2 separate regions of the Homo sapiens genome follow, and region 2 is linked to region 1. The links are chromatin loops, found by intact Hi-C in ENCODE. Cell type or tissue: endothelial cell of umbilical vein. All regions are shown on one strand. Links, peaks and the distances in the headings refer to the core of each region. The heading gives the core; the rest is flanking DNA. Region 1 overlaps STK10 (serine/threonine kinase 10). Region 2 has its middle 160 kb from the start of SMIM23.

Region 1 (7,500 bases), core at 1,710-6,709:
AATACCAGTTTTGCTCTCTGTGGGACAAAGCACTGCTGATGAAGTCCCCGTGGGCTCATCCGGGCTGGAATTCTTGGTTTTTCAGCCATTCCCTGCAGAGTCACTCAATCATCAAGTCCCTCACAGCCATTTCTGTTCCCAGAGGAGCCAGGCCTGCAGCTGGCTGCTCAGGAGATGGCCTCATTCCTCCTGTTCTCCCAGTTTGCTTTCCACTTAAGACAAAGCCTTGTCTATGTGGGGGGCGGGGACCGGGGAAAGAGGGAGGCTGAAATGTTTATTCTGCTTCTCCCGTGTTTCATGCCATCTCGCGTCCCCCTTCCTGCACATGGGTGTGAATGCACACACATACGCGTACACACAGGACTTGGTCTGCTGGCCTGGCCTCTTCTGCCCAGGTGGGTTGGAACACGTTTGCTGCCTGAGCCTGTGCCACTGAGCATGTTAGGTGGAGCAGTTGGTGTGGCACGTGCGGGGTGTTGGCACCGGAGGCATGGAAAAGCACAGGCTGTACTGCCAGGCTGCGATGCGTGCTGGCCCCCGCACAGGCTCCTGTGTGCAGGGACTGATTCCTCAGCACACGAGGCTTCCACAACCCAGTCTGCTCCATAGCACTCTGGCCCACCCTGTCTGCAGGTGAAACAGGAGGGCTGTTTGCCTCTGCCCCATCCCCCCGACTGTGTTCAGGAGTCCCACCTTGCATTTCAGACCTGGGCTGGCAGTCTGTTGGACTTCTCTTCAGGAAGAAAAAGCATCAGGGGGAAATGGAATGCCCCTGCCCCAGGAACATGGCAGAAGCACAGGTTCTGTACCTCAGATGGACTCCTGCTGGGCCTTCGGGGTCTCAGTTGGCTTCCCCCAGATTCTGATTCTACAGCTGCAGAATGTATATAACGCAATAAAAGCAAATGTTTGAACCAGTATGCGGGTTTACTTACAAGGAAACCTTTTTTCACCCTGATTTCTAATTATTTTATTGAAACAACTATAAAATGTATGGTTTCTCCAGGAAGATATCTGCTTTTTAAAACAACAAACAAGAACAACAACACAAAACTGGTAATGATTTGGAGTAATCATGCGGGCATATTGAGTCTGGGTAGTGTTTCGCTGGTGGTAGAGTGGTTGAGACTTCCTGGGAGGACTTTTTCCGCCTTCACTCCTACAGATTTAAGATTCTTTATTTTTAGGCCGGGCATGGTGACTCACCTGAGGTGAGGAGTTCGAGACTAGCCTGGCCAACATGGCAAAACCCTGTCTCTACTAAAAGTACAAAAATTAGCCAGGCGTGGTGGTGCATGCCTATAATCCCAGCTACTCGGGAGGCTGAGGCAGGAGAATCGCTTGAACCCAGGAGGCAGAGGTTGCAGTAAGCCAAGGTCACACCACTGCACTCCAGCCTAGGTGACAGGGCGAGACTCTGTCTCTCAAAAAAAAAAAAAAAAAAAATTCTTTGAGACAGGGTCTCTAATATGTTGCCCAAGCTGATCTCAAACTCGTGGCTCAACTGATTCTCCCGCTTCAACCTTGAGTAGCTGGGACGACAGATACATGCTACTGCACCCAGCTAGGTTAAGGTTCTGTATACTCTGTCTTTCTAAAGCAATTCCCTGGAAATTTTCTCAACATTGGTTATAACTGAATGCTTGGGAAGGGAGGGGCAGCCCTTCAACAGGAAAAGGGGACTGCCCAAATCTTAAATGCACAGTCAAGATTCTCTTGGAGCTAGCAATGGTTCTCAGGTTAGTGAGCATTTAGCTTGCCTGCTGCAGAATTTGACCCAGATGGGGGTGTTTTTTAGGTCTCTCACAAATGAGACAAGCGAAACAATTGTCTCCTTTTATTCTCTTTGGTGCATTGGTGCTGGGGAAACATGAACTAGCGGCAGTGTAACTGCAGAACATAGACCCAGTTCTACCAGGCCAGGCCAGCGTTGGGAACCACCAGACAGGGCTGCTTTGGGCTTTGCTTACAGTATTTCCATGTGTAGCCTGGCGTGTGAGAAAGTATTAGGTGAAATGCCAGTTTCATGGTTCAGGTGAAAGTCTGTGATCATTCCCCTCGTGGCTCGTCCTTCACATCACTTTTGCCCTTCAAGGAGTTGCCGCGTCCCCGCTCAGTGCCGCCTGAGCCCTCAGAGCTCCCCTGTGCTTTTCTGGATGGGGACTGGCGGGGTCACCTAGCCTCACCGTGGAGCCACCGTGCAATGCCCATCTCTGAGAGGCCCACGCGGTATTCCTCGTGCCCTGTGTTAGTGCTTTCTGTATAAGGGACAGACAGAACTGGGTTTTTTTCCTCTGTCTGGTTTTAGAGTAAATGTAACTAACTTTTATTTTCCCTTTATGAAAGATAGAAATTATTTTTATGTAGTTTCCAGACTTTATACAAAATTTTTGTAAAATGTTCTCTGGAAAGTTAACTACAAGAATGTAAATATGCTTCTAATAAAATAACAAGGTTATTTGCCGTTCAGGTTGTTCTTTTGGATTGGGGTGGAAAGCAGGGCACACTTAACCATACTCACCCGGCAAGAAAGGGCTTATCTTCCAAGTACGCAGGTGCCTCCCAGGTCATACGGCAGCTCAGACTTCGGGTTTCTCTTTGGAAAGACATTATGCTTGGCTGAGAGAGAGCATGTCATGGGGCATGTTCTCTACAGACATTTAATATCATTCTCATTTAACAACAAACATTCATTGACCCCAAAAAGTTTTCACCTGTTAATGTACTGAATCCTTTCAACAATCGGAGGAAGACACCATCATTCCCATTTTATGTATTTATTATTTTTTTAGAGACAGGGTCTCCCTATCACCCAGGCTGGAGTGCAGTGGCATGATCATGGTTCACCGTAACCTCAAACTCTTGGGCTCAGATGATCCTCCCACTTTATCCTCCTGAGTAGCTAGGATTATAGGCATGAGCCACGGTGCCTGGCTTTTTTTTGTGGAGACAGGCGACAGGGCAGGGGGGATCACTATGTTGCCCAGGCTGGTCTCAAACTCCCGGCTTCAAGCAATCCTCCTGTCTCAGCCTCCCAAACAGCTGGAATTACAGGTGTGAGCCACCCCCCACCACACCAGGCTCATTCTCATTTTCTAGATGAGGAAATGGGCACTAGGCAAAGGGAAGGGTCAAGCCAGTTCTCAAAACACTGTAAGTGACGCCTATAAGGTTCAAACCTGGACCTTCTGCCAGAGGTGTTTCTGGCATACCTCCCGTGTCTCACTCAACTGCCACTTGAACTAATCAAGGGTCGTACAGATGCCTAGCCACTAGCCATCCCTGCCGTATTTAAAAGAATCTGTCTGCCATGCCTCTGAAACACGATTCAGGCTTTCTTAACTTTGGGTCCATAGACTCTTCCCACAATGGATCCATATGTAGAATTCAGGGTGTCTTGGTATCTGGATGGCAAAAGATTTGGTCTTTAGTTTTACTACAAACTGTAGTAGTATTAGCAGTAGCTGTGACTGTCACCAGTAGAAATCCCAGATATTTCATATCACATTGCAGCTGTGGTAGAGATCTCAAAATATTTTTATCACTTTGAAATTACAGTAGCTATTAGACCTATTACTAGATCTTGTTATTTAACGTGCATATGTGTATATACATCCATATATCACATTACATGGGCATATATATCACATACAAAATATATACAGGTTTTCCAGTATTTTGTTACCTGTATTCCATATGATTGGTTTCATTTGTAATCTATGTGCTTTATATTACACACTTGAAAATATTATTCTGAGAAGCCACCAGGCGCAGTGGCTCAAGCCTGTAATCCTAGCACTTTGGGAGGCCGAGTCGGGTGGATCACTTGAGGTCAGGAGTTTGAGACCAGCCTGACCAACATGGTGAAACCCCGTCTCTACTAAAAATACAAAAATTAGCCAGGCGTGGTGGCACACCTGTATTCCCAGCTACTCGGGAGGCTGAGGCATAAGAATGGCTGGAACCAGGAGGCAGAGGTTGCAGTGAGCCGAGATCGTGCCACTGCACTGAAGCCTGGGCGACAGAGCGAGACTGTCTCAAAAAATATGCATTATTCTGAGAAGGGATTCATATTCTTTGTGGAATGCCAAAGGAGTCCACGGCGCAAAAAATGATTTAGAACCCCTGTTTCTTCAGCCTTGAGTTGTCTCTGTCCCAGAAACCTTCTGACCAGCAGGGGGCAGGCCGCAGCCACAAGGTCAGTGCGGAGTTCACATTGATTACTGTCTGGGGGATACAAACAAATAAGCAGCCGGCCTGCCTGCCATTAAGGGCTAGAAAAATGATTGAGGTTCTAGTGAAAAATAATTCATGAAACTGACAAAACAACAGTGCATTAGAGGATTCTTAGGACTCGGGAAATGAGATCATTCCTCATTCGACACCTCTTAAGCACCATGTGCTGGAGATGCCGAGATGAGTAAGACACTGACACTGTCTCCTTGTCCTTGTAGGGAAACAGACCTGGAAAAGCAGAGTGTAAGTTCAGACTGACGTTGCCTGGGAGAATCAGGGAAGACTTCCCAGAGAAGGTGATGCTGAGTCTTGGAAGACAAACTAGTATGTGCCAGAACGTGTGCATTCAGAGACTGCGATATCGTTTAGGGTAAATGCTTTATGGGTCATGAGGCTGAAGAGATGGACAGGTCCAGACTAACATGCCAGGCTAAAACACTTATCTATCCCAAGGGCAGTCAGAAGAAGGGGAGTTTACTCAGGGGAAGGACAGTTGAAATCATGGCCTTAGCAATTCAAGAGACCAGCTGAAAAAGACTGAGATGAGGTTAAAAGAGTTTTTTGGCCACAGAGGTTTGAGGCTTTCAGAAGGAAAGGGAAGACTGCAGGCTCCATGAGGGGAGGAAGTAAGACTTTTTTTTTTTTTAATGGAATCAAGCTCTGTCGCCCAGGCTGGAGTGCAGTGGCGTGATCTTGGCTCACTACAACCTCCACCCCCCGGGTTCAAGCGATTCTCCTGTCTCAGCCTCCTGAGTAGCTGGAATTACAGGCATGCACCACCACCACGCCAGACTAATTTTTATATTTTTAGTAGAGACGGGGTTTCACCATGTTAGTCAGGCTGGTCTCGAACTCCTGACCTCATGATCCGCCTGCCTTGGCCTCCCAAAGTGCTGGGATTATAGGCGTGAGCTACTGTACCCGGCCGGAAGTAGGACTTTTTAGCTGACGCCTTGCTATGGTGTAAATGTCCCCTCCAAAACTCATTGAAATTTAATTGCCACTATAAGGATATTGAGAGGTGGAATCTTTAAGAGGTGATTAGGTCATGAGGGCTCTGCCCTCATGAATGGACTAATACCATTATTGCAGAAGTGAGTTAGTTATCATGGGAATGGATTCCTGATAAAAAGGATGAGTTGGCCCGACATGGTGTCTCACGTCTGTAATCCCAGCATTTTGGGAGGCTGAGGTGGGTGGATCGCCTGAAGTCAGGAGTTCAAGACCAGCCTGGCCAACATGGTGAAAACTCCATCTCTACTAAAAATACAAAAATTAGCCAGATGTGGTGGCGGACACCTGTAATCCCAGTTACTCAGGAGGCTAAGGCAGGAGAATCGCTTGAACCCAGGAGGCGAAGGTTGCAGTGAGCCAAGATTGCACCACTGCACTCCTGCCTGGGTGACAGAGCAAGATTCCGTTCCCCCCTCCCCACCCCAAAAAAAGGATGAGTTTGCCCAATTCCCTCTCTCTGTCTCATGTGCTCACTTCTGTCTTCTATTTTGTGCCATGGGATTACCCTTGCCAGACACTGGCATTATGCTCTTGGACATCCCAGCCTCCAGAACAGTGAGTCAAATAAACTTCTGTTCTTTATCAATTTACCTAGTCTATGGTATTCTGTTATAGCAGCAGAAAACTGACTAAGAGAGAAAATTGGTACTGAGTAGTGGTCTGTTGCTATAACAAACACCTGTGAAAAATGTAGAGGCCACTCTGGAACTGGGTAATGGGTAGAGGCTGGAAAAATGGGAAGAAGCAGGCTAGAAAAAGCCTACACTGCCGTGAATGGAGCATTAAGGGTGATTGTGGTGAGGGCTCAGGAGAGAAGAGCCGTGGGGAAAGTCTGAATCTTCTAAGACATTACTTAAATGCTCATGACCCGGATGTTGATAGAAATATGGACAGTAAATGCCATTCTGTGTGAGGTCTCAAATGGAAATGAGGAACAAGGTATTAGAGACTGGAGTAAAGGCCATTCTTGTTACATAGTTGAAAATAACTTGGTGGAATTCTGTTTGTGTCCTAGGACTTTATGGAATTTAGGAGCAATGAACTAGGGTATCTGGCAAAAAAAAAAAAAAAAAAAAGCAGCTAAGCAACAAAGCATTCAGGCTGCTGCATGGCTGCTTTCAATGACATACAGTGAGATGCAAGAGCAAAGAAATGACTTAAAGACAGAATTTATAATTAAAAGAGAAGCAGAATAGATCTAGAAAGTTCTCAGCTTGGCCATGTAAAGAGTGAAAAAGTAAGCTTGGGAGAGAATACTAAGGGTGTGGCTAAGTGACAATTTCCTAAAGAGATTAAATGACTAGAAGGGAGCCAGGTACTATTCATCAAGATAATGGGAGAAAGACCCTGAAGAGCAAAACTTCATCTCACAAAATAAAATAAGTAAAATAATAAATTTGATGCCTATGAGACATCCACAGAGAGATGTCATTTGTGTACACACATCTGGTGCTCAGAGGAAATATCTCGGCTGGGAGGTTATAAGTTTGAGACTAGAGCATAAGATGGGTAGTTGACAAAAATAAAGTTGGAGAGGAGGCTTGACTAGGGAGAGATATATGCAAACCATGAAGAGGAATTTGGATTTTATCCTGCAAACAAGGTATGGCCTCTGCTTGATATTGTAGGCAGATGATTGGCTGCACTGTAAAAAAACAAATTGGAGGGACAGGGGCTGGAGGGTGGCTGACAATCAGGGTGCTTACAGTAATCTAGGTAAAAGATGGGAAGGGATTTTCATATACAGCTTTATATACTGAGTTTTTTCACTTACATTACATTATGAACATTTAACAATGTTACTAAAAGTTCTCTGGAAACTTTATTTATTTATTTATTTATTTATTTATTTATGAGATGGAGTTTTGCTCTTGTTGCCCAGGCTGGAGGGCAGTGGTGTGATCTCGGCTCACCACAACCTCCACCTCCCGCGTTCAAGCCATTCTCCTGCCTCAGCCTCCCGAGTAGCTGGGATTACAGGCATGCGCCACCATGCCCAGCTAATTTTGTATTTTTAGTAGAGACAGGGTTTCTCCATATTGGTCAGGCTGATCTCGAACTCCCGACCTCAGCTGATCTCCCCACCTCGGCCTCCCAAAGTGCTGGGATTACAGGTGTGAGCCACAGCGCCTGGCCAGAAACATCGTTTTAAGTGGCTAATTAACCCACCACCCTATGAATGTTTATTATCTACTTAATCAGTACTATACAGTTAGGGATTCTGGCTATTTTCTGGTTTTTCATTAGGAA
Region 2 (7,500 bases), core at 1,185-6,184, 410 kb after region 1:
GAGGCTACCAGTTTGCGCACCTACAAAAGTCCAGGAATTATGTTTCCATGTATCTTATTTAACCCTCACAGCCACCCTGTGAGGTGGGTCATGTTATCATCCCCATTCCATAGATGAGAAAATTGAGAAACAGAGAAGGGACTGGCTTAGCTAAAGTCATAAAGGAATGGCGGAGGTGAATCTCAGCACAGGCAGCCAGTGGGCTCATAAGAAGTGCTGAGCAGGGCCTGGTGCAGTGGCTCACACCTGTAATCCCGGCACTTTGGGAGGCTGAGGTGGCCAGATCACTTGAGGTCAGGAGTTTGAGACCTGCCTGACCAACATGATGAAACCCCATCTCTACCAAAAATACAAAAATTAGTCAGGCATGATGGCAGGTGCCTGTAATCCCAGCTACTCAGGAGACTGAGGCAGGAGAATTGCTTGAACCCGGAGGCCGAGGTTGCAGTGAGCTGAGATTGCACCACTGCACTCCTGCCTGGGCGAGAGAGTGTCTCTGGAGGCAGCAAAGAGGGTCCAATGAGCGCTGGAGCGCCACGTGAGCCTCCTTCTAGGCTGCGAAAGCATGTAGTAGGTTCAGTAACAATTGGTTGAATAAAAAAAAGTCTCCATAAATGTTATGGGGTGAGTTCCCCCATTTTAGGAATAAGGAAATGGAAGGGGATAAAAGTTCAAATCCAAGAACACTCTAAAGGAGCTAGGATTGAAACCAAGGTCTCTCTGACCTCAAGCTCTTTTCCACCACACTGTGGGGTCTGTGGTTGTGTACTGGCTGTTGAGACCAGAACCACAGGGACCAGCTGACTGTCTTGCGGTGGCTGAGAGCTGAGGCCTTGGCTCTGGCCACCACACTGTCCCTGCCCACCGTGGATCCTAAAGGGCTGTGGGAGGGAGGGTTTGGGCCCTTGCTGCCCAACTGAAACACAGTGTGAACCGCAAGTGCAAGCCACATACATAAGTTTTAATTTTCCAGTAGCTACATTAGAAAAGTAAAGAGAAACTGGTAAAAATAATTTTATTATATATTTTGCTTAACTTAATATATATCCACATATTATAAATTTAGTGTATAGTCGATACAAAACATGACAAATGAGTTTTCTTTCTTTCTAATTTTTTTAAGGATTTCAAATCCAGTGTGCATTTTATACTTACAGCACATCTCCATTTGAAGTAGCCATACTTCAAGTGCTGAACAGCCACTAGGCTGGGCAAGTTTGGATGATTCAGAGAAAACTTTGCCCTTCCCACTCTCCTCTCGTTCACCTCCTACACACATGCCACACACGAAAAATCAAATCAATATACATACATACATAACGTTTTATATATATATATATACACATATATATATATAATATATTTCTCAAAATGACAAGAGTATAGAGCTAGAGAACAGGCTGGCGATTGCCAGTGGTTAGGAAGAAGAGGAGAGATGAGCGGGTGTGATCCTCCAGGGTATCCCGAGGGAAATCATGATGATGATGGAATAGTTCTGTGTCTTGATTGTGGTGGTGGTTACACAGATCATCAACATGGGATAAAATGACCTAGAACTATACACACAGACTGCACTCACGTCAATATCCTGACTTTGACATTGTACTAGAGTTATGTAAGATGCCACCATCGGGAAAAACCAGATGAAGGGTACATAGGAATTGTCTGTATTATCTTTGCAGCTTCCTATGAATTTATATTTATTTCCAAACTAAAGGCTTAAAAAACAAAAAGAACAGAAAAGAAAAAGGAAACAACCTAAATGTCCAAAAATACGAGATTTTGGTTAAATGAACTATGCTGTCAGTCACTTTACATATACATTTTATTGTGTATACATTATATTTTATTTATTTATTTATTTTGAGATGGGGTCTCACTGTGTCATCCAAGCTAGAGTGTAGTGGCACAATCTCGGCTCGCTGCAACCTCTGCCTCTCCGGTTCAAGTGATTCTTGTGCCTCAGCCTCCCAAGTAGCTGGGACTACAGGTGCACACCACCATGTCCAGCTAAATATTGCATTTTTAGTAGAGCCAGGGTTTCACCATGTTGGTGTATATACATTTTATTGTACATTGCCGTACAATGAAATGATTCTGAGCCATTTAGAATGATCAAGAAAACCACATAGGCAGACAAAGAAAATCGGAATACACGACAGCATATCCTGTAAGATTTCCTTGTTGTAACTAGGTTTGTGTGTGCACCAGACACACGAAAGTCTGATAGGATAAGACACAATGTTAGCGGTGGTTATCTCTGGGTGACTTTCGTCTTTTGAACTGCCCAATGTTTTATGATGCACATGTATTACTTTAGTAATCAGGGAGAATATGCTATTTCTATGTTGGGGAAAAAAAAGAAAAGTGTAAGAAAGTGGCCGAAGGGCAGCAGATTGTGTGGCCATGCCATCGTTCTATCCCGAACGCAGCTCCATGAAGGTGTGCAAAGGGAGGCCAGCAAAGAAGTTCTCCCAGGGGAAGGGACAGTGAAATATGTGCTTTGCTTTCTGGCAGGAACCAAACAAAAGGAGATGGAGTGATTCAGACCAAAGGCCACAGCACGTCAGGAATAAAACAGCACCTGGTATATTACAGTCCCAAAACACGTGTGTGGACTAGGGGTGGGGATGTGTAAAAAAAAAAAGAGAAACTGGTTGCTGAATCTGGGTAGGAATTCAGCTATGAGCGCTCTCTGTCTCTCTCTCTCAAATAGTCTTTGGTACTTTTGCTCTGTCATCATTTCTGTTAAGAGAAGCACCTGGTTTTATATTTGCAACCACAAGCTCAAAATGCCTTTCTGCTGGGTTTGTCTACATCTGGGCCCAGGGAGGCCACAGCCCCTGAGTAAATCACCCTGAAGGCTCAGCCAGGGACCTGGATGAGCAGAAATTTCTGTGAAGGTTGGGGTGGCAATTAGGACTTGCATGAATAATCCAGACAACAATCACCAGGGTAATTAATATTTCTTTTATTTTAAAGAATTTACTGTGCCCCAGACACTGTCTGTCGCTGCTCTGCATTACTTTCTAAAATTGGTATTGCTCCGTTTTACAGATAAACTGAGGACTAGGGGAGGTAACCAGCTGAAGGTCATGCAGCTAGTCCTGGATGGAGCCAGGGGGGCCCCAGTCCCGTCTGTCCCCAAAGCTACGTTCTTTCTACACGGGGCCTTGGGTGGTCCCCTTCATTTTCCTTGGGGACACGAGGATAAACGGAGGAAGGCAGAGTTTGCACAGAACCTTGTGGCTCCCCTCGAGGGTAGACATCTGCTGGTGCCACCCGAATGGCCACTCCTGACGGAGCGGGTCCCAGGATGGCGAGGCTGCGCGGGCTGGGACGGGATCTCCTGCGCACAGGCTCCCCCTTATGGAAATGAGGGAGACGCCGCTGCAACTCCAACCTGCCGCTCCACCCAGACAGAGGCGCTGGGAAGGGCTGCCCACGCCCACCCAGCCCTGCGCCTGGATGACGGCCCGCCCCGGGCTTCCTGCTCGGAGCGCGCTCTGGCCCCTAGAGCAGGCATCTTCTTTGGCGTTCCACTCGAGGACGTGTTCTTGAATCCACACGCTACTGAATGTTGATAAATAAAATAACATAAGCTGACAGAGGCCTGAGAAGAAGCGATGATATTTACAATGGGCTTCTCAGGGAGCTTTTCCTGTTTCGACACCAGAAGGAAAACATCCTTGCTTTAAAATATATATAGCATGTGTAATGTTTTATTTCCTAGGATGGCTGAGAACTGCTTTCTAACCATAGAGCTTTGGTTGAATTCTGTTCCCTCCGTGAGCCTCAGCGCCCTCATCTGTAAGATGGGTGTGATGACACTGATCTCATAGGATGGTTGTGACCTGTGCCCATAAAGGGCTTTAGGTCCTTCTGGGAATCTTACAATTCCAGTGCTCATTCACTTACTCAGTAATTAAGCCACTCAAAAAAAGTGTTTACCCAGCACCCACTATGTGCCAGGCACAATGAGGAAATCAGACAGGGGCCCTCTGTGTCTTTAAAAACAAGGGTGAGGCCTGGCTGCCAGGAGGCACGCAGGAAATGGAGGAAGCCCTCGGGGAAGGGAGGACAGAGAGAAGGAGCGACCACGTGATTTCCCTGACCTGCAGCCCACTGGGTCAGCTGGACCGGGAGCCAGGACACCTGACTCTAACTTGGTCCCTATTTCTCTGTGACCTTGTCCTCTGCTCCTCCCTCCCTCTCTCTGAGCCTCCATTCACCCACCTGCAAAATGGAGGAGCAGAAGGGAACGCCTGGTGGAGGTGCTGTGATTTGACCAGCCAAGCCTCCTTTGGATTAAAAGACAGCCCTGCTTCAGACTGTCCCCCATCCCTGTCCTCCATGGTCGTCCCCCCATCATGGTGCCCCCATGGGGTCCTCTTGCCTGTTCTCCCTGAGCCCTAGAACACTGTCCCTGCTCTTTAGACGTAGGCAGGGTTGGGCAGGGGGACCTGGCTCTGTAATCTGAACCTCAGTTTCCTCATCTATAAAAGGATTTGTAAAAGGGATCCTTGGTGGTTTGATTCTGAGGATTTAACAATAAGGACTCCAAAGTGCAAGGGTGGGAGAGTGCTTTGTAGCCATCCATGCCCTCCACAGATAGACAGTCCTGTTGATCTTATTATCTGGGGCATCCCTGTGGAAGCGCGTCCTCTGGGGTGGGCTTTGAGGGGATGGGAAATGAAGAGATTCAGCTGTAGGGCTTGCCAAGTAAATACCCCTAGACTTCCTGAAGGAGGAGATTCCAGAGCAGGCTGCTGGGATGAGAATGAGTTTGCAAATTGAGTGGCAGGGCTGTCAGTGTGGGGAGGGGGATATTCCACGTGGAGGAAACTGAGTATACAGAAGTTCGTGTATTGAAATAGCCTGGAGGCTGGCTTTGATCCTAATAAGGGAAGATCTTCAAGCTAGTATTCTGCGCGGGAGGGCAGCCAACATGGGGGTTTGGGAAGAGGAGGCTGGTAAGGCAGGCAAGACACCCTGGGCATGAAGGGCTTTGGATGCCAAGACCTTTGGGACTTTGGATTTCAGACCAAGGGAAGCCATGCTTGTGTAACTTGGGCGGAGCAGAGAGGGGAATTGAAGCGGGAGAGACCAGGGTGGCAATAATCCAGTGGGGAGAGAGAGTGAGAGCTGGCTGCGGTCAAGGCTGTGGGGATGTGGAAAAGGGAAAGTATTTGAGAGATGTTCCCGAGATGGCCCCAACGGGGCTGCATGATGGATTGACTGTGGGGCGTGAGGCAGAGGGAAGATCTTACCATCTAGCTGGAGGGCCCAGACAGACACCCGGGAACAAGAGTGAAGTAGATGAGAGAGAGGATAATTAAGTGCTAAATTGTGCAGCTTAATTTATTGTCTGGATAGTTGCCTTGTACTATAAACCCCGTTGCTCTAATGAGCTCATGACATCAGTCAGCAAGGAAAGTATGCCTAACGCATTGCCCATCACACTGGGGCCATCTGTGGGCACTGCCCAGATGCCTATCTGGACAGACACTCTGGCTGCCAGGCTTCTGGACTCAGTTTGCAATTGAGGGTACCAACAAGTGCCAGGCCAGGGCACCTCTGGCAAAATCCCTTCCTTAGAAGCTTCAGAATCCAAAAGGCCAGGGACTCCCAGGGGTTTAGTTCCAAAGAGGAAGGAAGGAGGCACAGAGTTGGAACTTCACTGTAATGCAAGAGCATGGGTCCTGCCCCAGGGTCCAGGGGAGTTGGATTCACATCTAGCCCCCTTCCTGCTTATGTGACCTTGGGCTGGCCTCCAACCCTTCTGAGCCATTCATTGTCTTATCTGTGAATTCAAGCAAGCACCCAGAAAGTGTTCTGTGAACCTCAGTTATCATGAAAAGATTCTCCCAGTTGAGGCCGGGCATGGTGGCTCACACCTGTAATCCCAGCACTTTGGGAGGCCGAGGCGGGTAGATCACAAGGTCAAGAGATTGAGACCATCCTGGCCGACATGGTAAAACGCTGTCTCTACTTAAAATACAACAAATTAGCTGGGTGGTGGCATGCGCCTCTTAGTCCCAGCTACTTGGGAGGTTGAGGCAGAAGAATCACTTGAACCTGGGAGGCGGAGTGTGCAGTGAGCCGAGATTGTGCCACTGCACTCCAGCCTGACAACAAAGTGAGACTCTGTCTCAAAAAAAAAAAGATTCTCCCAGTTGAAAAAGATGTTGAAAACAATAGGTATGTAAGAGCACCCACCTTACTTACTTCTCATGGACCACATCCCAGGCCTGGAGCTCCTGGGGATGCAGAGAATTTATTCTGTCCACCTACACTGGAGGGGAGAAGACAATTCACCCTTGATTCTATTACTCCGTTTATTGAGTCTTTTAAAGAGATTTTCAGTGTGTGATAAAGAGAGAGGGGTTTGTCTTGGTGAAAACCAGAGGCTTTTTGAAGAAAATGCACCCCAAACAGGCCTTGGATAATAGTCTAGACTTTCTTGCCAGAGAAATAGCCCCTTGCACTTGCTCTTCTTAACAAGGTTGCTGGAAATATCTTTGTTGGAAGTGCTTAGAAGAATATCTGGTTAGAGGGGTAGGGGCGAGGGTGAAATGCAGCTGCATTTACAGAGAATTTTATATGACATTGAGAAGGGTCCATTTTCCATAGCAAGGAAAATCAAATCTGATAGAGATTGTGGAAGAGGCCAAAGCTCCCACTAGCCCATCTCCCCCAGGCCACCATTCCTCATAACACTGACTGCAATCGTAATGGAGAGATTGTTTGATTTTCTGCTTAAAATATGCACCACCACCCTTCCTGCAATAGAGGATGCCTGGCACAAGATAAGCACTCAATACATTTTTGTTGAATAAATGAATGAAGAAAGCAGAGGCAGTAGTCAAAGACATTCACGTGGAAACAAGATTTTCTTTTCACTTATCGGGTCACCGAAGATTAAAAAGTGATCACTCATATCCAGCTTTGAACACAGTGAGAAGGAACAGCACTCTGGATACTTTCTGGGGTGGTAGAGTGACAGATCTTCCCAGGGCACACTTTGGCCACCAAAGACTTACAAAATGCTCATGCTCTTTAACACAGCAACACCACTGCTCGGGAGGGAGTCTCAGGAGTAGAAAGACGTCTCACCGTGAGATACTGGAAACAACCTAAATGCTCAACACTAGGGCATTGGTTTAAAAAACTGTGATGATCCTTGGAATGTTATGGACGCATTTAAAATCACGATAGAGGTGTGTATACACGGAAACGTGCTCACAATGTGTTAAGCAGGGGAGAAGCAATCGCCGTTCCACAAGGTATATATACACCAAGTGAGCCTGAGGGACAGTGACCTTCTCTGGGCATTTTTATTGTCTCTTTTTTTGCCTACCTGTATTTTGACATTACAAAAAAAAAGGAGAATGTATTACTGCTCTAAAACAATAAAGCTGTCTCCACATTGATATTTTCTAAGAAGAAGAAGAAAGGTGAAGGTAGTGGAAGCAGGAACTGTGCCAGAGCTTCTTAGAT

The links. A loop is a pair of places that touch in the nucleus more often than their neighbours do. Peaks named below come from ENCODE experiments on the same cell type or tissue, not always from the same donor. Only the 100,000 strongest peaks of a DNase experiment are listed, where the experiment ranks them.
Region 2: it touches region 1 in a loop (2.5-fold over the local background); 7 of 110 quality-filtered maps call a loop at or near these places.

Annotation. Positions count from the first base shown.
Region 1 is chr5:172,037,037-172,044,536 of GRCh38, reverse strand. STK10 (serine/threonine kinase 10) reads left to right here. Exons shown (of 19, transcript NM_005990.4): 19 at 1-2,458. Among named protein-coding and RNA genes, the nearest start is that of FBXW11, 34 kb to the right of the region's middle. In endothelial cell of umbilical vein, for the core only: a CTCF peak has its summit at 4,191 (motif pointing right); a DNase peak (open chromatin) is centred at 4,206.
Region 2 is chr5:171,626,120-171,633,619 of GRCh38, reverse strand. No RefSeq gene overlaps it. Among named protein-coding and RNA genes, the nearest start is that of SMIM23, 160 kb to the left of the region's middle. In endothelial cell of umbilical vein, for the core only: a CTCF peak has its summit at 3,368; a DNase peak (open chromatin) is centred at 3,389; H3K4me3 peaks cover 243 bases; H3K27me3 peaks cover 881 bases.